Linked DNA regions of Homo sapiens: region 2 is linked to region 1. The links are chromatin contacts, found by Hi-C or POLR2A ChIA-PET in ENCODE. All regions are on one chromosome and are shown on one strand. The core of a region is the stretch at or near the end of the contact, and the rest is flanking DNA. Distances in the headings are between cores, read along the strand shown. Region 1 holds the start of PGRMC1 (progesterone receptor membrane component 1). Region 2 holds the start of CT47C1 (cancer/testis antigen family 47 member C1).

Region 1 (5,536 bases), core at 1,025-3,524:
TGTAATATTGATAATGCCAAGGTCGCAATGAGCTAACTTACAGGTGTCTGGTGATAGCTGGGCATGGGAAGATTGTGAATTATTTGCGCAGGAAGGCTGCATCTTGGTCATGAAGAAAGGGAGATTTGTAGCTTATTTGCTTTTTCTTTTTGCTATTTCATGCTCCCACCAGCCTGATTCCCTTTCCCTAATTAGGACTCCAGAATGATGATATTTGAATGGCCTTTTAATGGTTTTGTCACAATTCAAGTGAATTAATTCGCCATTTTATTTGAAGTCGGACATTTAGGTTGTTTCCAGTTTTTCTGTATTAAAAATGAATCTCTGCTGAGCATCTTAGTAATGAAATATTTGTCTGCGTTTCTGTCTCCTTGGGATGGATTCCTGAAAATGGAATTACTAGGTCAAAGAGCAGATTTCTAGAAGTGGGATTAATGGATAGAAAATATTTTTATGGATAATAAAAGGTTATACCCAACAGCGTATGTGAGTCTCACCACTCTCTCGCCAATAGTGTGTTATCCTTTTTTTTTTCCCTTTTATCTTTCCTGTAGAAAAGTAGTAGGTGACAGCGGCATCTCCATGCTTTTCTTTTTGTTACTAATGAGACTGAACATTTTTCATATGCTTATTCACCACTGGCATGCTCTCTTTTGTGAACTACCTGTTCCTATTTTTTCCCATTTATTGACTAGAATCTTATACATTTTCTTATCAATCCAAATGATCTCTCAAATAAATATTAACCCTTTGTCATATTAGTTGCAAATGAAAATATTTTATAAGTTTATTAGCTTTCTAAATTTTCTTGGCCATACATGTTAAAAGAGATAGATTCTAACTATAGACAAGTGCCCTCAGTTTGAGCCTGTTTCTCCATGATTAAATTGAAGAGTTTTGACAAAAGATTTGGAGGGGCTGTTTCAGCTAATCCCAAATTTAGCTCTGAGAAAAATGCCTGGGCCCGATACAAAGATTGTTTGGCTCATTGCACTTTATAATGATTTAAGAAGATGTGGGGGGCAGGGATGGAAGCAGTTTTTGCCAGAAATTTTTAGAATTCTGAGGTAGGAAGCCAATCTTTACTCAAGTCTCTTGCGTGTTGGGAGGAGGAGTAAGTTATGTGCAAGCCAACAGAACACTTGGTGGAAAAGTACTGCTCTGGGCTGCAGATGTGTGCACGGCTTGGTTTTAATTATTTGTTTCCCTCTCTATCCTTTCTTCTCCTCCCCTCCCCCCGCCACCAGAAAAAGGGCCAGATTAGGACGAGGCAACCCCTTCCTCCGTGGAGGTCTGCTTCTGTGCAGCCTGTTAGCACATCAAAGGCCGGATGAAATACCTAGGAAAGGAAGGGACCAGGCCTAGGATCCTTCCAAACTCCCGCCTTTGTCTGGGCTCCAGCTCAGGGTTATTGTGACTGCCAAGGGTAGCCTGACAGACTCCAAATAGAAGAACGCTGCCAAACAAAGAAACTTTCACATTATTCTGAGGGGGGAAAAAAGAGCAACAAGAGAACGTTGCTTGTTAATGCCTGGTGACTGAGCAAATCAGTAATTGCAAAAGGGTTTTTCGGAGAACAAACCCAAAGTTAACTGGGCGATCAGATTCGTTTCCCCAGATAATAGGGAGAGTTGTGCACTGACTTTAGCAATCCCGGGGGTGTCGGTCCCACAGCATCTGGGGGAGAATTGGGGAAGGGCCATCAAGGAGAGCGAATGGGGGTTCCCAAGGTGAAAATGAGTCGTGTAGGGCTCTAACATAGAAAATGGAGTTCGAAGAATGAGTTTCCTGTCTCCTAAGACAGCTTGGAGGGCCCGGGAACGGCAGGGGGAAGATGAGGGGCTTCAGAATGGGAGGCAGGGAAAAGCCTGCAGCAACAGAAAGGGAGTCGGTGTCTGGCGCGCATCAGGTGGCGGAGGGGCGCTCGCACAGAGCCCGGCAATGCCGAGGCCCTCCCAACGGGTCGGTCTGCGAGGAGCAAAAAAGGGGTTCAGAGGAGGGCAGCGCGTGCGTCGCGCTCAGCTATAGGATGGCGCGAGGATGGCGTGAGGCTGGGCTGGGGCCTCCCAGGTAGAACTGAGGGGGGCACCGCGCGGCCGCGGGGGAGCGGCGCCGGACTCTAGAGGCTTTGGAGGGGGCCTGAGGGCTGCGGGGCGGGACCGAGCAGGGCGGGGCGCTTAGGTGGCCTCGGGGGAGGCGGGGCTTGGAGGCTCCGCCCCTCAGGCCCCGCCTCCTCCCCGGCTAGTCTTTGGCCGCCGCCGAACCCCGCGCGCCACTCGCTCGCTCAGAGGGAGGAGAAAGTGGCGAGTTCCGGATCCCTGCCTAGCGCGGCCCAACCTTTACTCCAGAGATCATGGCTGCCGAGGATGTGGTGGCGACTGGCGCCGACCCAAGCGATCTGGAGAGCGGCGGGCTGCTGCATGAGATTTTCACGTCGCCGCTCAACCTGCTGCTGCTTGGCCTCTGCATCTTCCTGCTCTACAAGATCGTGCGCGGGGACCAGCCGGCGGCCAGCGGCGACAGCGACGACGACGAGCCGCCCCCTCTGCCCCGCCTCAAGCGGCGCGACTTCACCCCCGCCGAGCTGCGGCGCTTCGACGGCGTCCAGGACCCGCGCATACTCATGGCCATCAACGGCAAGGTGTTCGATGTGACCAAAGGCCGCAAATTCTACGGGCCCGGTACGCGGCCGGCGAGGGGGGCTTGGAGACAAAAGAAGGGGGCCCCGGCACGGGGCTGGGCGGGAGAGAGGCGAGGCGGGAGCGGGGCGCCCCTGAGTGGAGGGAGGAATGGCGGCGAGCTAGGGTAGGCGGGTAGGCGGGCAGGCGGAGAGCCGGGAGGCTCCCGGGGCGGGCAGGGAACAAGAGGCGCTCTAGAGGGGCTGCGGGCCAGTCAGGGACGCGGATCCCCGGCCCGCGCTGACAGCGCTGGGAGGGGGTTAGAGAAAGAAGGCTGAGGCGCTTAAGCCGGGGGTGGGTGGGACCACGAAGCTCGAAGGCGTTGAGGGGGGACACATCAAAGCCCAGGCTGTTGGGGTAGTTTTCGAAGGTCCTGGGCTTGGGGATTCCTGGAAGGAGGAGGGGGTAGTGTCGGGTTCTAGGAAGGAAATGAGGGTGTTCCGAGGGAGGCATGGGGGAGGGCGAGAGTGAGAAAAGGTCCAGACCTAGAGAAGACGGGAAGGCCAATGACACCGGGAGTAGGTTTGAAATATGAGGGTGTGGGAGAAAACGCCGAGACGGGATTAGCAGCAGGTAAAAGCTTTGTGCCCGGTGGATAGTGATGTGTGTGTGCACTCGTGGTGTGTGCATGCGCGGTGTGTGCGTGTTTAGTGTATGTGATTTATCAGGGGTGTGTGTGTGTGGTGTGTGCATGCGCGCTTGAAATGGGTCATGCGTCAGGTATGTGTGTGGCATGTGTTTGGTCTGTGTGCGCTTGTGCTGTGTGTGGCAGATGGGGAAAGGCTGGAAGGTGAACAAGGAGGAAGGGGGCTGTTTGAGGGAGGAATAAAGGCTGAATATGGTGGACAATGGTAACGTGGCAAGCTTTTAAGGTAATATGGTATTTAGTCTATAGCAGGAGAGAAAGGATTAGAAGCCAAGAAAAATTAAAATGGAGGGAGGGAGAAGTGGGAGGATACCAAGAAACAAAAGGAGTAGAGCTAAGAAGACTGCTGGGTGGGGGGATATCAGGAAAAGCCAACCAGAGGGAAATGAAGAATGGATGACTGCTGCACTGCTGAGCTGTTGGAGAAGGCAGGCCTGATGGGTTCCTTAGAGGCGAGGTTTTTGCAAACCTGGTTGCGTATCAGAATCACCTGATGCATCTGAGGAAAAATACAGATTCCCAGTCTAACCGCCAGAGCTGCAAATGAGTCTCGGGTGGTCCGGGAGTCTGTATTTTAATATGCTTCCCAGGCGAATTTGAAAAGCAGCCAGGCTTGCAAAGTCCTGCTTTATAGAATACTTGGAGATGAGGAAGAAGAGGTTTTGGCTCCTCCAATATGGACTCCTCTAAACACAGGGAGCTTAGAGGATGTCCACATGGACGGTGCTCATTCCACACTGGCCTGAGAGAGGGAAGAGTACAGAAGGCAGTACACAAACTCAGGCATTCATTTTAGTCTCCCAGTCCAACTGATCAAAATCAGATGTGTTAAGGTTAAGGAGCTCAGTTTTTTCTTGCAGACATTTATTTATTATAAAAAATAAATTTTATTTATTTTTTAGAGACAGGGTCTCCCTCCTGTGTTGCCCAGGCTGGTCTCGAACTCCTGGGCGCAAGCAGTCCTTCCACCTCCATTTCCCAAAGTGCTGGGATTACAGGCATGAGCCACTGCACCGGGCCTGTGGATATTTTAGAATACCTGCTTTCTATAGGCATGTAACTGTCAAAATCATTTGAAAACCACATACATTATTTGTCACTTAGAGTAGCACACATAGTTGCTTTATCAATAAACATAATCATGTAAATACCTGTTAATATTGAGCTCAATATTAAAGGAGTGAAAACATGTGCATGAGGCATCATCATGACTGTAGTTTGCAGAGTCATTGAGAGGATGTCAGCCTGTGCACAGAGCACAAAACTGGGAGTCAGGCAACCTGCGTTCTAGTCCTGATTGGGTCATGACTAGCTGTGTGACCTTGTGCAAAGCATTGTTCTCTCAGAGCCTTAGTTTTCCCTCTGAAAAGTGATAAAGATGGCCTATTGTGAGATCTCTGTCTCTATCTTGCACTGTCATTCAGTGAGCCCATGACTACGTGACATCTTGGTAGAAAGTGATGCTTCATGTTGTAAAGGATTCCTAAAAATTAGTCATTCTAGTGCCTGTTAATTCTGTGCAAGGCACTGTTGTAGATGTGGGAATATAGCAGTGAGCAAAACAGACACAAATCTCTGCCTATGGAGCTTACGTTCTAGTGAATATATGTTGCACTGAATAATATGTATTTTTAAAAGACTTTTAATGTTCCCACTAGAGAACATTTAATTGTTTAAATGTTTAAATATTCTATGAGGTTTAAATATTCTATGTTTAAATATTCTATGAGGTTTGCTTGGTAAAGACTCACTCTACCAAGCCAATGACCATAATTTCTGAAATGGTAAGGTTCAAACCATTGCATTTGCCTATTCTCAAGCACTAGGTGCTGCCATTTCCACTAGGGGTGTACATTTATGAAAAATGTGGGCTTTTTTTTACCTTCTTTAGTGAATGTGGCAGCATGTAATGATGATTAAAAATAAGCATTTTTCTTTGGAATTTTACTTGCATTTAAAAGTTGTAAAATTTGTAAAAAATTTCTGAGTGTATTGAGGTTTCAGGTGAACAGGCCATATTGAAACTTGATCTATTCTCATACTTGGTTCCCTACAAACATTTTAATGTCAGGGCTGCTATTCAATCTGCCTTGGGGGAAACAACACATTGTTTAAAGTACACTGGATTCTCTTCATTTAGTTGTGCAATATTTAAATAAGTCTAAATATCCACTTTGTGTACCCACAGAATGATTCTCTGCTCTCTTAGACA
Region 2 (5,536 bases), core at 980-3,479, 160 kb before region 1:
CAAGGCCCTTTGCAGACAGTCAAGCCCTAGGCAGATAGAAGAGAAAAACACCATTCATGGTGATAGTGATTCCAAAGCCGTTTGATTCATTTAGCAAACATTTATCAAACACCGACCTGGTGCAGAGCCCTGTGGCAGGCACCGTGGGTGTTAACAAACTTGAGACAGGCCTGGACATTCACCCTAAAGGGCCTGTGCTTTCTTGGAGGAGCTAAACCATGTCCACACATACCACTGTCATTAAGGATAGTGTCTGGTGAGGGTGGTGGGGTACAGATATAGAAAAGTAGGCTGCCTGGAGGCGGTGAGTTTTGAGCCAGGCTGTAAAGGAGATCTTTGGGCTGGTCTTCCAGGGGTGTTCCCTGTCATCCCAACATTAAGTGGAAACCTCTGAGGGTTGTTGTGGCTTTAGGTCTCTCCCACTGGCCCACCTTGACCTTGATGGTGGGTCTGCAAATGGAAAGGACTTGGCCACTTCTGTTGACTGACAGAGGGAGGTGGGGTGGGGAAAGAGAGCACCTTTCCCTAAGAAAATCTGAAATCCTGGGTTGTGCCAACTACCTGGCTTGGCAAAGATCAGATGTCATGGGTGGGATAGCTGGAGATAAAGGAAAGGTAGCAACTACACACCAGAGATAAGGGAATGTGACATCCTGGATGGGTCTACATCTGCAGACAACAGGCTCAGGCAGATAACCAAGGCTATGGAGATTGTTCCACGGACTTCTGGCTCACATACTTGCCATGAAGAGAGCCCCAATGCGGGAGCTAGGAGGACACTCTCCCTCAGTTTCACTTCAGGTAGTTTCACTTCACTTATTGAAAGCACATCTGCTCAGCTTTTTCCTTTCTCTTCTGTTTGCTGGTGCTAACTAGTTTCCCCTCCCAGGGACTTGAAAACAACTGGTAAGATAGCTTACTGCCACTGCAACAGAACCATCTCCTCCAGGATCTGCCTCACTCCTTGACAACAACTTGCTCCATAACAAGCCCAGTGCCCAGTTCTATCTCCCTGCAGAAAGAAGCAGCTACTGCTGTGTACTTTTTGCCCTAGAGACTACAAGATTGACAGCAGTCATCACATTGTGTTTCACACTCACTGATAAGTGGACAAGGCAACTAAAGAGGAAATGATTTAGTATAAACTGGAGTCTCTGCAAATATAGGAACGTTGACACTCTATGCAGCTGGGAAAGCTCAGCTTCCAGAGGTCTTAGCTAACCTCCACCCCAAAGAGGGGCACAGGAACGATGGGGGAAGAGGCACTAGGATGTAAACCATGAGCAGTCTGTCATCTTTGGATTTCATCAGTCAAACAAGCAAGAGGTACAAATGACAGTTGTAAGGAGGCATGGCATTGGTACATGTAACGCACTCAATAAATTTGGTAAATGAATAAATAAATGGTTTAATGAATAAGGTTGATCATTTTAGGTAGGAGGTGAAGAAGATCAGAGGGCACTGACCAGGCAAATACAGAAAATAATGGTGGTACAGGCTGGGCGCAGTGGCTCACGCCTGTAATCCCAGCACTTTGGGAGGCCGAGGCGGGCGGATCACGAGGTCAGGAGATTGAGACCAACCTGGCTAACACAGTGAAACCCCATCTCTACTAAAAATACAAAAAAATTAGCCGGGCATGGTGGCGGGCGCCTGTAGTCCCAGCTACTCAAGAGGCTGAGGCAGGAGAATGGTGTGAACCCGGGAGGTGGAGCTTGCAATGAGCCGAGATCATGCCACTGCACTCCAGCCTGGGCGACAAAGTGAGACTCTGTCTCAAAAAAAACAAAATGGTGGTACAAAGAGGAGTATGTGTCCTATGGAAGGCAGGAAACCTACTTAGTGATAGTAATTACATAATAGTCTTGATATTGCTTCTGGACCTTGCAGAACCTAAAATGTTTCGTCTCTGCCCTTTACAGAAGAAGTTTCCCCAATCCAGGGTGCCTCCACATTGGATCACTATAGTGCTGCTAATAATCGTAAAATTAAAAGGACAGGACTTGTGTGGACCTAAAGGCTAGCCCTGGACACTAAGGCCTCAAAGAAAAGATAGAGTTCTGGATTCTGAGTTGTCCTAGAGCTTAAGGGCCTTGATATTCATTGGATGCAGAGCATGTCAATCTGATGTTTTCAGCAAATGAGCTTAGAGCTCACTGAGAGCCCCTCCTTGACCCTTCCTGTCCCGCCCCCTGTCACTTACCAACCCGAATCTTTCCCGCCTTGTCTAAGTCCTCTCAGGCCAACCTCAGCGGGAGGCTCCTGGGATCGGCTCCCTGCCCTTCCCACCTTAGGGTGTCCTCAGAGACAGACTTTTATTCCCTCAGTAAGGAGACAGACTCTTATTCTCTCAGCAGCCCAGCCCCTCACCTCCCCTCAGCCACAGCCACATCAGTGGCCACCGTCTTCACCGTTGTCACCTCAGCCTAGTCGCCACTCCAGTTGAGGCACTGACTGGCGTCATGTCTGCCACAGGGGATCAAGACCTGATCCAAGAGGACCAGGAGGCTCCAGTGAACCAGGAGGGAGCGCAGGCCGAGGCCGTAGGTGACCGGGAGGGCGGTGACTCTGGCCCCGACAGTGGCAACACTGTGGCCGGAGTCGCAGGGCCCATGAGAGGCCTCGGGGAGGAGGAGGGTGAGCAGGCGGCAGGCTTGGCCGCAGCCCCCGGGGGTGGGAACGCCGAGGAAGACTCAGAGATCAGGATAGTAGTGGAGATGGTGGAGGAGGAGGAGGATGAGGAGGAGGAAGAGGAGGAGGAGGAGGAAGAGAGGAACGAGGCGGACAACTTCGACTTGGTCGCGGCCGCCCGTCGCTACCCCATAAGAGGCTTTCGCATGGAGTTTCTGGACATGGTCCACTCCCTTCTCCTCCGCATCTATCACAACGACCACATCCTGATCAGGATGCGTGGCGGCCGCCTGATGCGGAGGCGCCGCACTGCGGCGCCCAGTGGCTCAGAAGAGCCCCGGCTGTTGCTGGTGCATGAGAGGCTGGGCGTGGGGGCCGCGGGTCCTGAGGGCGAGGGCCTGGGCCTGCTCCAGGAGGCCGCGTTGGTCCCAGAGCCTGAGGTGCCAGCAGACCTGGCCGAGATGGCCAGGGAGCCTGCAGAAGAGCCCGCAGAGGAGGCCTCAGAGAAGCCCACAGAGGAGGCCGCAGAAGAGCCCGCAGAGGAGGCCTCAGAGAAGCCCACAGAGGAGGCCGCAGAGGAGGAGCTCGCAGAGGAGGCCGCAGAGGAACCGGCCAAAGAGGAACCGGCTGCAGAGGAGGAGTCCGCAGAGGAACCGGCCACAGAGGAGGCTGCTGCCCCTGAGGGTGAGGAACAGGCTATCTGCAGTGGCGGGGAGACAGGGACCCGTGCACCCAAGGGTTCCAGGCAGGGCCGCGGTGTGCGCACAGCTGGTGAAGCAGGTGGTGAAGTGGGGGTCGGGCCTCGGGTGGTGAAGTGGGGGTCAGGGCCCTCCTGAAACTTAAGGCCAAATGTGTACCAATGAGTCGAAGCCCAATTCTCTAACGACATCTATGATTTTTGAGAAAACATGCCGCCCTCTACCAACCTGTGTTTGATAGAAGATCTGAGATCATCAATGCCATTTGGGGGGCCCACAGATGAATGGCCAGGTAGATAGGGGTTCAGGAGGGAGCTCGGCAGGAAACAAGGGACAACGGAAAGAAAAGAACAGGCAAATGGCAGGCATCCTTTTTTGTTCATGGCTTTTCAAAGTGTAAAGATTCTTAGAAAGTTGATCCCCAAATGATGAAGTGATACAGGGGCCCTTGGTAAAAATGAAACATTCAGGGGGGTGAGGAACCAATGAGCTTCACCATAGAATTTGTCTTTTGAGGCAACAAATATTTTCCCAGCAAAGTTCTGATCAAAACACTTAGAATGAGATCAGACACCATGATTCTGATCTCTTCTCCAAAGAACTAGAAATAATCGGCAGCTTTGGGTGGGAGATTTACTGGAAAAAAGGGAAATAGTGTCACTGTGGAAATGATCAAGCAGCAGCAACGTGAGGGCCATGGCACTGTTGTGAAAACCAGTAGGAAGGTGCCCAGCTATTCCTTTCTTAGTTAAGTCTATCCTCCTGCTTCTCCTGAGGGTGGAGTACTGGGTGCCGCTGCTGGTTATAAATTGGGCTATATTTTCTGTGAATGTCTGGTCCCAACATCTGTATTATTCTTCGCTAAAGAAGTCACTAAATATCAGCATGAAAAGTGGGATGAAGAGGCCCAAGATGCTGCAGGCAAGGAAGAGAAAGAAGAGAAAGAGAAGGATGCTGAAAACAAGGTGAAGAACTCCAAAGGGACCTAGACGCAGCAGAGGGGAAGCTGAGAAAATCCAGGTATCGGTGTATAGCTTTGAGAATCACTCAACTATTCCTGGCATTTACCTGTTGCTGACAGTTTTATTTTAAAATAAAATTCCCAGTAAATTAATTAAGAAAAGGTTTTAGTTTAAAAATTCAATTTAGCTTACTTAAAATGTTACTAGAATATTCATGTACGTAGTAATATGAACTGCAGTGTGTTCTGAAATACACTTCATGGCTACTCATTTGTTCATGTTGAGGTCTTTTGTCCTCTAGCTGCAGGACTACTAACAAGTGGCAAATGTATCAGACCTACTACCTAAGATCAATATTTGTGTAGAAAACAGTTGCCAGACGCAGCATCTAACTTGCTTGGGCCACACATTGGTTGGGACTTCATTACTTAGCCACAGAAATGCAGGCTCCCATAGTAACTAGGAGACAACTCAATGCCTTTTACAAAGTGACTACTAACAAATAGCAAAAAGCTAAGAATTTCAAGTAGGACCACATTTAATGACTAATACCTAAATATTTGTTTAGCTATATATCTTTGTATTTTATGTGACAAATGAAAAGAATGTGTGTAATTAAGTCTTAAGGCATATCTGTCTTTGAGTATATTTAAATGGTTAACATTTTTTCTTTTTTCTTTTTTTTTTTTTTTGCATTTTCACAGCTGTATTATTTCATAACAGCTTCTTTCCCATATGGTAGATATGGAAACCAAGGGTCTGGGAGAGTAAGGGAGTATCATTTGTGGAACTAGCACAGGCTGTTAAAGCTTGAGAGATTTATTTAAATCCCAGAATTGCCTCTCATGTAAAAACAACAACAAGAAGCTTTTCTGGTGCTAGGGAGACAAGGTTGGTGTGATCATTTGGCTGTAACCATCAGTTTCACAAGCACCCTGATATCCAAGCTTGCGAGTTACAAAAGGAAAAGGTGTTCTTCTCTACTTGTTTAAGATATAGCACACAAATGTTGCAGATATACACAGAGCTGGCCATTTTCTTCTATTTAGAAAGTCACTGGTGCTGGCTAACGTACCATTGTTTATTTTTTTCTCATTTCATTCTGTAGTTGGGAAGAATAGAAAGAAGATGAAGAAAGAAGACTCTGTTGTTCATTGTTTTTATTTTATTTTATTCAGATGCCTGTGAGAATTTTAACACATATCATTCCAAAGTTCATTACCTTAAAAGTGATATCTAGTGACA

The links. A loop is a pair of places that touch in the nucleus more often than their neighbours do. ChIA-PET counts read pairs that join two places held with the same protein, here RNA polymerase II (POLR2A). Pooled maps may share reads with other maps.
Region 2: a loop to region 1 is called in a pooled map, with 3 times the contacts of the local background. The contact joins the promoter of CT47C1 here to the promoter of PGRMC1 in region 1. A Hi-C loop is called at or near these places in 1 of 50 pooled maps. POLR2A ChIA-PET finds 5 or more read pairs at or near these places in 3 of 52 experiments (B cell, HepG2 and Panc1).

The regions. Positions count from the first base shown.
Region 1 is chrX:119,234,011-119,239,546 of GRCh38, forward strand. PGRMC1 (progesterone receptor membrane component 1) reads left to right here and starts at 2,275. Exons shown (of 3, transcript NM_006667.5): 1 at 2,275-2,681. The coding sequence starts at 2,354. It also overlaps the pseudogene NUDT19P6. RefSeq lists silencers at 1,998-2,047, 2,078-2,337, 2,738-2,887.
Region 2 is chrX:119,070,764-119,076,299 of GRCh38, forward strand. CT47C1 (cancer/testis antigen family 47 member C1) reads left to right here and starts at 2,230. Exons shown (of 3, transcript NM_001396132.1): 1 at 2,230-3,315; 2 at 4,197-4,349; 3 at 5,470-5,536. The coding sequence starts at 2,463. The coding sequence ends at 4,318.